Linked DNA regions of Homo sapiens: region 2 is linked to region 1. Evidence: read pairs that join two places in POLR2A ChIA-PET (ENCODE). Cell type or tissue: PC-9. All regions are shown on one strand. Links, peaks and the distances in the headings refer to the core of each region. The heading gives the core; the rest is flanking DNA.

Region 1 (5,758 bases), core at 370-5,369:
CACAAAAAAAAAATTTAAGAAAGCCTGCACACTCTAGCCAAAGGATCAGGAAAGAGGAAGACTAGCAATGCAGGAAACTTGTATCCAGTAATCTACCTAACACCACAGAAAAACCTGTGGCCCCAGCCCCCATTCCCATCAGAAAGGGAGGACTGGGAAGGCCGGGCGCGGTGGCTCATGCCTGTAATCCCAGCACTTTGGGAGGCCGAGGCGGGCAGATCACGAGGTCAGGAGATCCAGACCATCCTGGCTAACATGGTGAAACCCCATCTCTACTAAAAATACAAAAAATTAGCCGGGCGTGGTGGCGGGCGCCTGTAGTCCCAGCTACTTGGGAGGCTGAGGCAGGAGAACAGCATGAACCCAGGAGGCGGAGCTTGCTGTGAGCCGAGATCACCCCACTGCACTCCAGCCTGGGCGACAGAGCGAGACTCCGTCTCAAAAAAGAAAAAAGAAAGGGAGGACTGGGGAGTGTAGGCCTCCACCCTTGTATGGCTGTGACATTTTCTTATGTACTTCTTAAAATACGCATAAAAAATATTTAAGAAACTTATAAATGGGAGAGGAAAAGGGACTTAAAAGGACATAAAGTTTCTACATGTAGTAGACTATATATAGTTAAATATATATGTATGTGTGTGTGAAATATAATGCCTACAGCAACAACTAAAACATTATTATAAAGACATAAACTCAAAACACTATATATAAATAAAAATAGAATTATTAAAAAACTAATATACAGAAAAGAAAAAACAGAAATAAAGAAAAAAGAAAAAAATAAAATGGCAGACTTACATAGCAAAAATTACATTAAATATAAAGGGCTGAAATATACCCATTAAAAGACAGATTGGTAGATTCATGGCCTAACTATATGCAGATTACAGGAAATTCATGTTAGGTATAAAAATATATATATTTTAAAATAAAAGATGAAAACGATATACCACGCCAAAAAAAAAAAACAAAAGAAATTTGATGTGCTTATATTATTATCAAATAGACTTCAGAGCAAAAAGAATACCCACATATAGAAAGAGACCTCACAAAATGATAAAAAGGTTAATCTACCAAGAAGACACAGTGATCCTAACAGCACACCAAACTGCAGAAACGTATAGTAGCTGAAGCATAATCTCATAAAACTGAGAGAATCGCCAAATCTACAATTACAGTTGGAGAGCTCAACACCCCATCCCAACAACTGATAAAAATAACTAGACAAGAAAATCAGCAATGACATAAAACTCAAGGACACCACTAACAACAGCACCTAGTCAATGCTTACAGAATATTCTATCCAACAATAGCAAAAAGCAATCTTTTCAAGAATCCACAGAACATTTACCAAGACAGACCATAGTTTGGGCCACAAGACAAACCACAACAAAGTTAAAATATTGAAATTATACAGAATGTGTTCTCTGACCACAATGGGATCAAATTAGAAATCAATAACAGAAAGATGACAAGAATATGTCCAAACACTTGGATACTAACATTCATACCCCTAAGTTATCCATGGGTCAGTCAGAGAGGAAGTCTCAAGAGAAAAAAAAAAAAAACCATATCAAACTGAATGCAAAAGAAAATACATAATGTATAGGAAACAGCTGAAAAAATATATAATATGTAGGAAACAGCTGAAGTAGAGACAGAAAAGAGAAAAAAATTCCATCAATAAGCTAAACTGATGTCTTAAGAAACTAGAGAAAATAAGACCAAAATAAACCCAAAGTAAGAAGAAAGAAAAAAAAAAAAAAGCAGACATCAGCAGTTTTGTGGTGTAACCATTCTTTTGTTTCTTTACTTCTCTAATAAACTCATTTTCACTTTACTCTGTGGACTCACCCAAAATTTCCTGTGTGAGATCCAAGAACCCTCTCTTGGGGTCTGGATCAGACCCCTTTCCGGTAATATATTCCATAACGAACCATGAACAGATAATACTTTGGTCTCCCAAATATCGCCTTTTGTCAGGACTCAGAGTTATGAATGGCTTTCACCACATAGCTGCTTTATGACTGCGCTTCACTCTACCTTGAATACAAGAGACCCTACAAGTTAGGAAGGAATATCATCACCCCTATTAAGCCAAAGGATACTACAGAAGATGGATCTTGGTCCCTCTACAACCTTTAGGATTAAGGGTCCCCTTGTAAAGGGGAGGGGGAAATAGAAGCATTTGAATCAGAGCAATTCCATCTTGAACAGGGGCTGGGTAAAATGAGGATAAGACCAGCTGGACTACATTCCCAGGAGGTTAGGCATTCTCAGTCACCGGATGAGTCACTGGATGAGAAGGTTGGCATTAAGATAACAGTTCACAAAGACCCTGCCGATAAAACATGTTGCAGTAAAGAAGCTGGCCAAAACCCACCACAACCAAGATGGCAATGAAAGTGACCTCTGGTCATCCTTACTGCTCATTATATGCTAATTATAATAAATTAACATGCCAAAAGACACTCCCACCAGCACCTGACAGTTCACAAATGCCATCGGAATGTCTGGAAGTTACCCTACATCATGGGTCTCCAACCCCTGGGCCACGGACCAGTACCAATCCATGGGCTATTAGCAACCTGACAACACAGCAGGAGGTGAGCAGCAGGCCAGTTGAGTTGAAGCTTCATCTGTATTTACAGCTACTGCCCACTGCTTGCATTATCACCTGAACTCTGCCTCCAGTAAGATCAGCAGCAGCATTAGATTCTCACAGAAGCAGGAACTTTATTGTGAACTGCACATGCGAGAAATCTAGGTTGCTTGCTCCTTATGATAATCTAATGCCAGATAATCTGTCACTGTCTCCCATCACCCCCAGACAGGACCATCTAGCTGCATAAAAATAAGCTCAGGGCTCCCACTGATTCCACATTATGGTGAGTTGTATAATTATTTCATTATATATTACAATGTAATCATAATAGAAATAAAGTGCACAATAAATGTAATGCACTTGAATCATCCTGAAACCATCCACACTGCTCCCACAACCCTCTCCCCATCTGTGGAAAAGTTGTCTTCCATGAAACCAGTCCCTGATGTCAAAAAGGTTGGGGACTGCTGCCCTATATAGTTTAAAAGGAAGAGAAACCTAAAGTTTTGGGAAATTCTCGTTCCTTTCTCGGAAAACTCATGAATAATCCACCCCTTGCTTAGCATATGATTGAGAAATAACCATTAAAAATAGCCAACTAGCAGCCCTCAGGGCTCTGTCTATGGAGTAACAATTCTTTTGTTTCTTTACTTCTCTAATAAACTCACTTTCACTATAAAAGAGCAGGATCCTTGAAATTGAACATAGAAAAACAGAGAAAATCAAGAAAACAAAATGTTGGTTCTTTGAAAAGATCTGTAAAATTGACAAACCACTAGCAAGACTGACAAAGAAAAAGAGAGAAGGTAAATTACCAAAATCAGAATGAAATAAGGAATATCACTACAGACCCTCCAGCCATTAAGGTAATAAAGGAATATTATGAACAACTTTACAGTCATATATTTGACAACTGAGAAAAAGGGCCAATTCCTCAAAACCACAAACTATCAAAATTCATCCAAGATGAAAGAAGTCATTTGAATAGGTCAATAACTATTAAAGAAGTTGAATTTATAACTTTAAAACTCCCAAAAAAGAAATCTCCAGGCCCAGATAATTTTACTGCTAAATTCTACTAAATGTTTAAAGAAGAATTAAACATTAATTCTACACTATCTCTTCCATAAAGCAGACGAGAAGAAAACACCTTCCAAAGTATTTATGAGGCCAGGTTTAACTTAATACAAAAGCAGACAAAGACAGTACAACAAAAGAAAAATAAAGAATAAAAAGCATTAACCCCCAGAATACAGATGTAAAAATCTTTAACAAAATACTACTAACTAGAATTCAGGAATATATAAAAAGAACTACATACCATGACTAAAGGGGGTTTATTTCAGGCCTATGAGATTAGTTTACTATTAGAAAATCAATCAGTGCAATCAACAGGCTAAAGAAGAAAACTCATAGGTTCATAGCAATTACCAAAACAAAAGTAACAAAATCCAACTCATATTCATGATAAAAACTCTTAGCAATCTAGGAATAGAGGGAAACTACTTCAACTTGATAAAAACCATCTCCCAAATATCGATAGCTAACATCTACCCAAAGGTGAAAGACTGAATGCTTTTTCCCCTTAGATTAGGAAAAAGGCAAGAATGCCCATTCTCATAATTCTTATTCAACATAGTAATGAAAATCCAAGCTGGTGACATAATGCAAAGAAGGGAAATAAAAGACATCAGATCAAAAAGTGAGAACACTGTTACTATTTACAGATGACATAATGGTCAACATAGAAAACCCCAAACTACAGAAAAACTCTCCAAACTTATAAGTGAGTTTACTAAGTTCACAAAATACAAGGTCAATATACAGAAATCAATTTTATTTCTTTTTTTTTTTTTTTGGAGACAGAGTCTCGTTCTGCCACCCAGGCTGGAGTGCAGTGGCGCTATCTCTGCTCACTGCAATTATCCACCTCCCGGGATAATGCCATTCTCCTGCCTCAGCCTCCTGAATAGCTGGGACTACAGGTGCCCGCCACCATGCCTGGATAATATTTTGTATTTTTAGTAGAGACAGAGTTTCATTGTGTTAGCCAGGATGGTCTCCATCTCCTGACCTCGTGATCCGCCCACTTCAGCCTCTCAAAGTGCTGGGATTACAGGCATGAGCCACCGCACATGGCCCAGAAATCAATTTTTTTTCTAAGTATCAGCAATCAGCACAGGGAAAGTGAAATTTAACGAACAGTATCACTTATAACCACCCCAGAAAGAAATCTAAGAAAGCATGTAGATTACACCAAAGAAGATGGCCGAATAGGAACAGCTCCAGTCTACAGCTCCCAGCGTGAGCAACCCAGAAGAGGGGTGATTTCTGCATTTCCAACTGAGGTACCAGTTTCATCTCACTGGGGCTTGTTGGACAGTGGGGACAGGACAGTGTATGCAGCCCACAGAGTGTGAGTGGAAGCAGGGCGAGGCATCCCCTCACCCGGGAAGCACAAGGGGTCAAGGAATTCCCTTTCTTAGCCAAGGGAAGGGGTGACAGACGGATCCTGGAAAATCAGGTCACTCCCACTCTAATACTGCACTTTTCCAACAGTCTTAGCAAACGGCACACCAGGAAATTATATCCTGTGCCTGGCTCGGAGGGTCCCACGCCCATGGATCCTCCCTCATTGCTAGCACAGCAGTCTGAGATTGAACTGCAAGGTGGCAGCAAGGCTGGGGGAGGGGTGTCTGCCATTGCTGAGGCTTGAGTAGGTAAAGAAAGTGGCCGGGAAGCTCGAACTGGGTGGAGCCCACCTCAGCTCAAGGAGGCCTGCCTGCCTCTGTAGACTCCACCTCTGGGGGCAGGGCACAGCCAAACAAAAGGCAGCAGAAACCTCTGCAGACTTAAATGTCCCTGTCTGATAGCTTTGAAGAGAGTAGTGGTTCTCCCAGCATGGGGTTTGAGATCTGAGAATGGACAGACTGCCTCCTCAAGTGGGTCCCTGACTTCCAAGTAGCCTAACTGGGAGGCACCCCCCAGTAGGGGCAGACTGAAAACTCACACGGCTGGGTACCCATCTGAGACGAAGCTTCCAGAGGAATGATCAGGCAGAAACATTTGCTGTTCAGCAATATTCGCTGTTCTGCAGCCTCCGCTGCTGATACCCAGGCAAACAGGGTCTGGAGTGGACCTCCAGCAAATTCC
Region 2 (5,758 bases), core at 200-5,199, 160 kb after region 1:
GCAACCTGTCACGAAAACAAACAGTAAAATACAGCAAATACTATAACAAAAAAACCTCATAATGTTAACAGGAACACAAGTAACAGAATATAATGAAGGACAGATGGAAGAGGCATAATGAACATATGTCTAGCAGCTTTCCTGGAAGAAGAGGCATCTATGTTGGGCTCTTAAAAAGATAAAGTGATGGCCAGGTGCAGTGGCTCACACCTGTAATCCCAGCACTTTGGGAGGCCGAGGCAGGAGGATCACCTGAGGTCAGGAATTCAAGACCAGCCTGGCCAACATAGTGAAACCCCGCCTCTGCTAAAAATATAAAAAATTAGCCGGGCGTGGTGGCATGCACCTGTAATCCCAGCTACTCGGGAAGCTGAGTCAGGAGAATTGCTTGAACCTGGGAGGCGGAGGCTGCTGTGAGCAGAGATTGTGCCTTTGCACTCCAGACTGGGCGACAAGAGTGAAACTCCGTCTCAAAAAAATAAAAAAATAAAAAAGATAAAGTGATTTAATGAGAAGGCTGAGAAGATGAATGGTATTCTACAAAAAAAGAAATAGTGGCCAGGCACGGTAGCTCATGCCTGTAATCCCAGCACTTTGGGAGGCCAAGGCGGGCATATCACCTGAGGTTGGGAGTTCGAGACCAGCCTGACCAACATGGAGAAACCTCGTCTCTACTAAAAATACAAAACCAGCCAGGCGTGGTGGCGCATGCCTGTAATCCCAGCTACTTGGGAGGCTGAGGCAGGATAATCACTTGAACCCGGGAGACAGAGGTTGCGGTGAGCCAAGATCACGCCATTGCACTCCAGCCTGGGCAACAAGAGTAAAACTCCGTCTCAAAAAATAAAAAATAAATTTAAAAAAAAAAAAAGTAATAGTATGTGCAAAAGCAGAGAGATGTCAAAGCATTTCTCATTTTCATGGAATCTCCTCTTGGAGTACTATCTGTATGCTAATAAAAAATCTGATCTTTACTCTGTAGTCCTATGGTAAGAAACATCACATGTGCATTAGAATCCCCTGGAGAGGCTGGGCACAGTGGCTCACGCCTATAATTCCAGCACTTTGGGAGGCCAAGGTGGGAAAATTGCTTGACACTAGGAGTTCAAGACCAGCCTGGCCAACACAGCAAGACACCCTAGGGAGCACTCCAGATCCCCTAAAGCATGTGCAGGCAAAAGGTAGGTAAACAGGCAAAAAAAAAAACAAAAAAAAAAGAAAAGAAAAGAAAAAATTAACTTCTGTAGAGAATAGGGAGCCACAGAAGATTTTTTTTTAGCAAAAACAGAACCTGGTCAGATCTGTGTTTCGGAAATCCAAAACTTGGGGCATGGATCAGTGGCTAAGGGAAGAAAATCTGGAGAAAGACCAATGAAGAGGGTTAAGAAGCAACTGTAATGATGCTCCAACACTAAATATTGACTACTATTTACTTAAACATAAATGAACCACGAAAAGAGGCATATAAAGTGCTATAACTGTAATATGTGCTTTCAACACAGTTTCTGAATTCATCTCAAACATCAACTCAATAATCATAAGCAGTTACAGTAAAATGAGATCAGGTACATTAGGAAAAAAAGGGGTGGTAGAGAAGAGTAGCTGTCAAAATTTCCCTGGAAAAGTTGCTCATTTGTTCTGCAATTTAACTTTTATTTTTAAAAAGGTAAAACTACCATAACAAATAGGTTGCTAAATCAAAATTTTGAAGCTACTACAAGGCAAGCACTGCACAAAACTGCAGTACAGTCCATCATGATGATGATGATGGACCTTGAGTGCACAGATGAGGATAAAGTTAATTTCATTTACGTTTCAACGACGTAGATCCTGCATTTTTTTTCTCTGTTGAAACATTTTGTTAACTACATATATTTGTATTGTGAAAGTAAAAACTTGGGACCCTAATTTCACTATGCCAAAAGAAAAAAAAGTAAGCTGGAAGCTGAGTCACAAAAGAAGCTGCTTTTCCTTTTGTTTTTTGTTGGGGTTTTTTTGGTTTGTTGTTTTTGGGGTTTTTTTTTGTTTTTTTTTTTTTTAAGTTTTTCTTTGGAGTTTCTGTCTTGTTGCCCAGGCTGGAGTGCAATGACGTGATCTCGGCTCACTGCAACCTCTGCCTCCCGGGTTCAAGCAATTCTCCTGCCTCAACTCAGCTTCCCAAGTAGCTGGGATTACAGGCATGCACCACCATGCCCGGCTAATTCTGTATTTTAGTAGAGATGGGGTTTCACCATGTTGGTCATGCTGGTCTCGAACTCCTGACCTCAGGTGATCCAACTGCCTCAGCCTCCCAAAGTACTGAGATTACAGGCTGAGCCACCGTGCCCAGCCCCCTCTCCTTTTGTTTCTAAGCTGATAGCTACAGATAAAAAGTTAAATGTGTCCACGGGTAACTACTCAGTGTTCACCTTAACAAATACATAACCAACTATTCCCCTACCTGCTCCTTTTCCTTCGCAACATGTGGATTCAGTAATGTGATAATACCCTCTCTCCTGCCCCTCCAGCCTGCTTTTTCCATTTAAATACCGAAGCCCTCAAAATCATCTTTGGAGAAAGACAGACTTGTCTCCCTGGCATGCATCCTTAACCTTGGCAAAATAAACTTCTAAATTGATTGAGACCTGTCTCAGATACTTTTTGGTTTACAGTATGTAAATAAGAATACAAAAAAAGAAGAGCATCCATCTTTTAAAAAACAATTCCTTGACTGGACATCCCCTCCAGCTACCACCCTGTTATTTAGCTTTACTTTACAGCATACTCCTTGAAGAAACTGTCTATCCCAGCAGTCTACAATTCCTTTCCTCCAATTCTCTCTTAAGCCCACTCCAATCAAGTCTTCACTTCCACCACTAAACCAGAAACAACTTGTTAAGGTCACCAATGATTTTCATATTGCTTTATCTTAGTCCTCAATCTAATAGCATCTGACACAGCTGATTACTCACTCGCTCCTTCTTACAACATTTCACTTGGCTTCACTGATACAACTCAGTCTTAATTCTCTTCCTTCTTTATAGGCGTGCGGCTTCTTGGTCTCCTCTGCTAGTTTCTCTCCCTCTGAAAACATTACAGGATCCCAAGGCTAACTTGTGGGACTTCTCCAGCCACATTCACTCCCTAAATTATTTTAATCCATTCTCGAGGCATTACATACTATCTCTCTGCTAATAACTGCAAATTTATATATCTCTAACCCAGACCTCTGCTGTGAACTGCAGACTTGTGCATACCCAGCTCTCTTCACCATATCTCCACTCAGATTACTAACTTAAAATGTCCAAAACTGAACTCGTTACTTCCCCCGCTAAAACCCTGCTTCTTCTGCGCTCTTACCCATCTCAGGAAATGTTAACTCCATTTGTCCAGTTTTTCAGGCCAAACTCAGCCCACATTCAATCCATCATTAAATTGTTGGCTCTGGCTTCAAAATGTATACAAAATGTGGGCACTTCTCCCAATCCCTGCCTAAAATCATCATCTCCCACTTAGGATTACTGCTGCGCCTGCTAAATAATCTCATTATGCGCCACCCCTACATAGCAGCTGAGAGTTCTACTTATAACAAGTCAAAACTCTGGTGGCTCCCCACCTTTTAAAAGCCAGTCTCACTGGCCTACAATGCCATATATGATCAGGCATATCCCCCCAACCCAACCCACCTCTCTGACCTCATCTACCAATCATTTCCCCTCAATGCCTGCACTGGCCTACTTGCCACTCCTAGAACAGGTCAAGCAAGCTTCAGCCACAGGATCTTTGTATTCCAGTTCTATCTTCATCAAGTACTCTCTCTCTCCTAATATCTGCATAGATCACATTCTTTCTTCAAGATCTCTGTTCAAATACTAGTTTTTATTACAGCCTTCCCTAACCACCTTAGATAAAACAGCAGCATCACCCTCACATGTTCTTTTCACCTCTTCCTGCTTTTTCTCCACAGCAATGTAATAGATGACATATTACACATATACTTATTTTCTGTATCTTGTCATTAGAATGTAAGCTCCACAAAGGCAGAAAATTTGTTTTGTTGACTGAACTATTCCTAGCAAGTGCTCGGAATACATTTCTTGAATGAATGAATGAGAAAAATCCAGACTGAGAATCTATTCTCTAAGCCAGGATTGAAGGAATTTAGAATGTAAAACATCTCAAGTCCTGGAAAAACATGACTGCAAGAAAGGCCACAACAATGGCCAAGTCTACATCTCTAGCTAGTACCAATAATAAATAAAGGTTGACAAGCCATACCATACTACTCCTAAAATGAGGAAAATATACCTGAGAAAAAATTTTAAATAAGGAAAAGAAACAAAACAAAACAGAAAGATGGCCATCCCTGCCTCCCCACCCCGAAAAGAAATATCACCTGGATGTTTCCTATAAAGTGGCCTACCAACTCTGACCAAAATATCATCAAGTCCATTCTACAGACTTAAATAGCTATTATGAATAGTCCCTGTTTTTCTAAGCTAAGATCTTCAGAGAAAATTATTATATAACTCCCAACCCTAACACTGGCTGCCAAGAGATAATGGTCAGAGAAAGCTCTCAAATTGCCCTAAAGCACTCAGGCTGCAACGAAATATCATTAATATGATGACAACAACAATTCAAAGTACCTTCTGGTATCTGTCTTGCTTCTTTGTCCCTAGCGTATTCACTAGGGCCTTCGTCATCAAAGGTTTTGCAATCTTGACATGGGGGCAGTGTTGGGGAGGAGGGTAGGCAACTCAAAAAAACAGGACTGGAATTTAATTTTGCATTTTAAAGAAAAGCAGGGCCAGTTGTGGTGGCTCACACCTGTAATCCCAGCACTTTGGGAGGTAAAAGCAGGAGGGTCATTTGAGCCCAGGAGTTTCAGCCCAGCCTGGGTAACATGGGGAGACCCTGTCTCTATGGAAAATTTTTAAAATTAGCCAGGCATGGTGGTACATGCCTGTAGTCCCAGCTACAGGTTGAGTACAGGTTGGGAAGCCAAGGCAGGAGGATAGCTAGAGCCCAGGAGGTCAAGGCTGCAGTGAGCCATGATGACACCACTGCACTCCAGCCTGGGTCCAGAGACCCTGTCTCAAAAAAAAAAAAAAAAAAAAAAAGAGAGAGAGAGAAGTAGAATGCTGGGGAACAGAAAACACTTGCTCAGATACAAGATGTCACTGGGCTTTTCAATACCAGGCACCAAAAGAGAGATCACAGAAGGACCAAAACCCTGAGATGCCCATCGTTCCTCAGCTAAAGAGCCATGCCTTGCATTTCTATTCTCACACACAGAACTCAAGATACAGGGTAGGAGACCATGCCAAAGTGAACAGCTGGGAGCAGCGATGGCAGGGAGGAGAGCAGTAACAACTACCATAACAAAGGGAAGGAAGGAGTAATCCCTCATGCTTTTTCTCTTTTCCCTTTCCCACTGTCCTTATCAAGGACAGAAACAGGGTAGATGAAAACAGGAGAAGGCAGAGAACAGAGGGTAAGGATGGCCTGAAGCAAATGGTTGTAGAAAAAAATCAATAGCAAATTCCTTTACCAAGTAACTCTTTGAAAAACAGACATATGAAGTAAGTTAGGAGCTGACCAAGAAAATTTAAAACAAGCCCCTGTCTTACGTAGCTATAAAGTACAAAGAAAACAGAGATTCTTAATTATTTGGAATAATCTGTGGCATTTTTAAGACCAACAGTCTTCAAAGATGATCCAACTATACTGAAACTAAGCTACTGATCAACTTGAAAAAATAAACAGGTAAAAAACT

Evidence for each region. ChIA-PET counts read pairs that join two places held together with the same protein. Peaks named below come from ENCODE experiments on the same cell type or tissue, not always from the same donor. Only the 100,000 strongest peaks of a DNase experiment are listed, where the experiment ranks them.
Region 2: POLR2A ChIA-PET joins it to region 1 with 5 read pairs; 1 of 35 experiments calls an interaction of 5 or more read pairs at or near these places.

What each region holds. Positions count from the first base shown.
Region 1 is chr10:84,490,986-84,496,743 of GRCh38, reverse strand. The region is part of intron 9 of CCSER2 (coiled-coil serine rich protein 2); the gene reads right to left. Among named protein-coding and RNA genes, the nearest start is that of CCSER2, 170 kb to the right of the region's middle. In PC-9, for the core only: no CTCF peak of the experiment used is centred there; a DNase peak (open chromatin) is centred at 2,283; H3K4me3 peaks cover 2,275 bases; H3K27ac peaks cover 3,149 bases.
Region 2 is chr10:84,334,573-84,340,330 of GRCh38, reverse strand. The region is part of intron 1 of CCSER2 (coiled-coil serine rich protein 2); the gene reads right to left. Among named protein-coding and RNA genes, the nearest start is that of CCSER2, 8.9 kb to the right of the region's middle. In PC-9, for the core only: no CTCF peak of the experiment used is centred there; DNase peaks (open chromatin) are centred at 2,960 and 3,740; H3K27ac peaks cover 1,170 bases.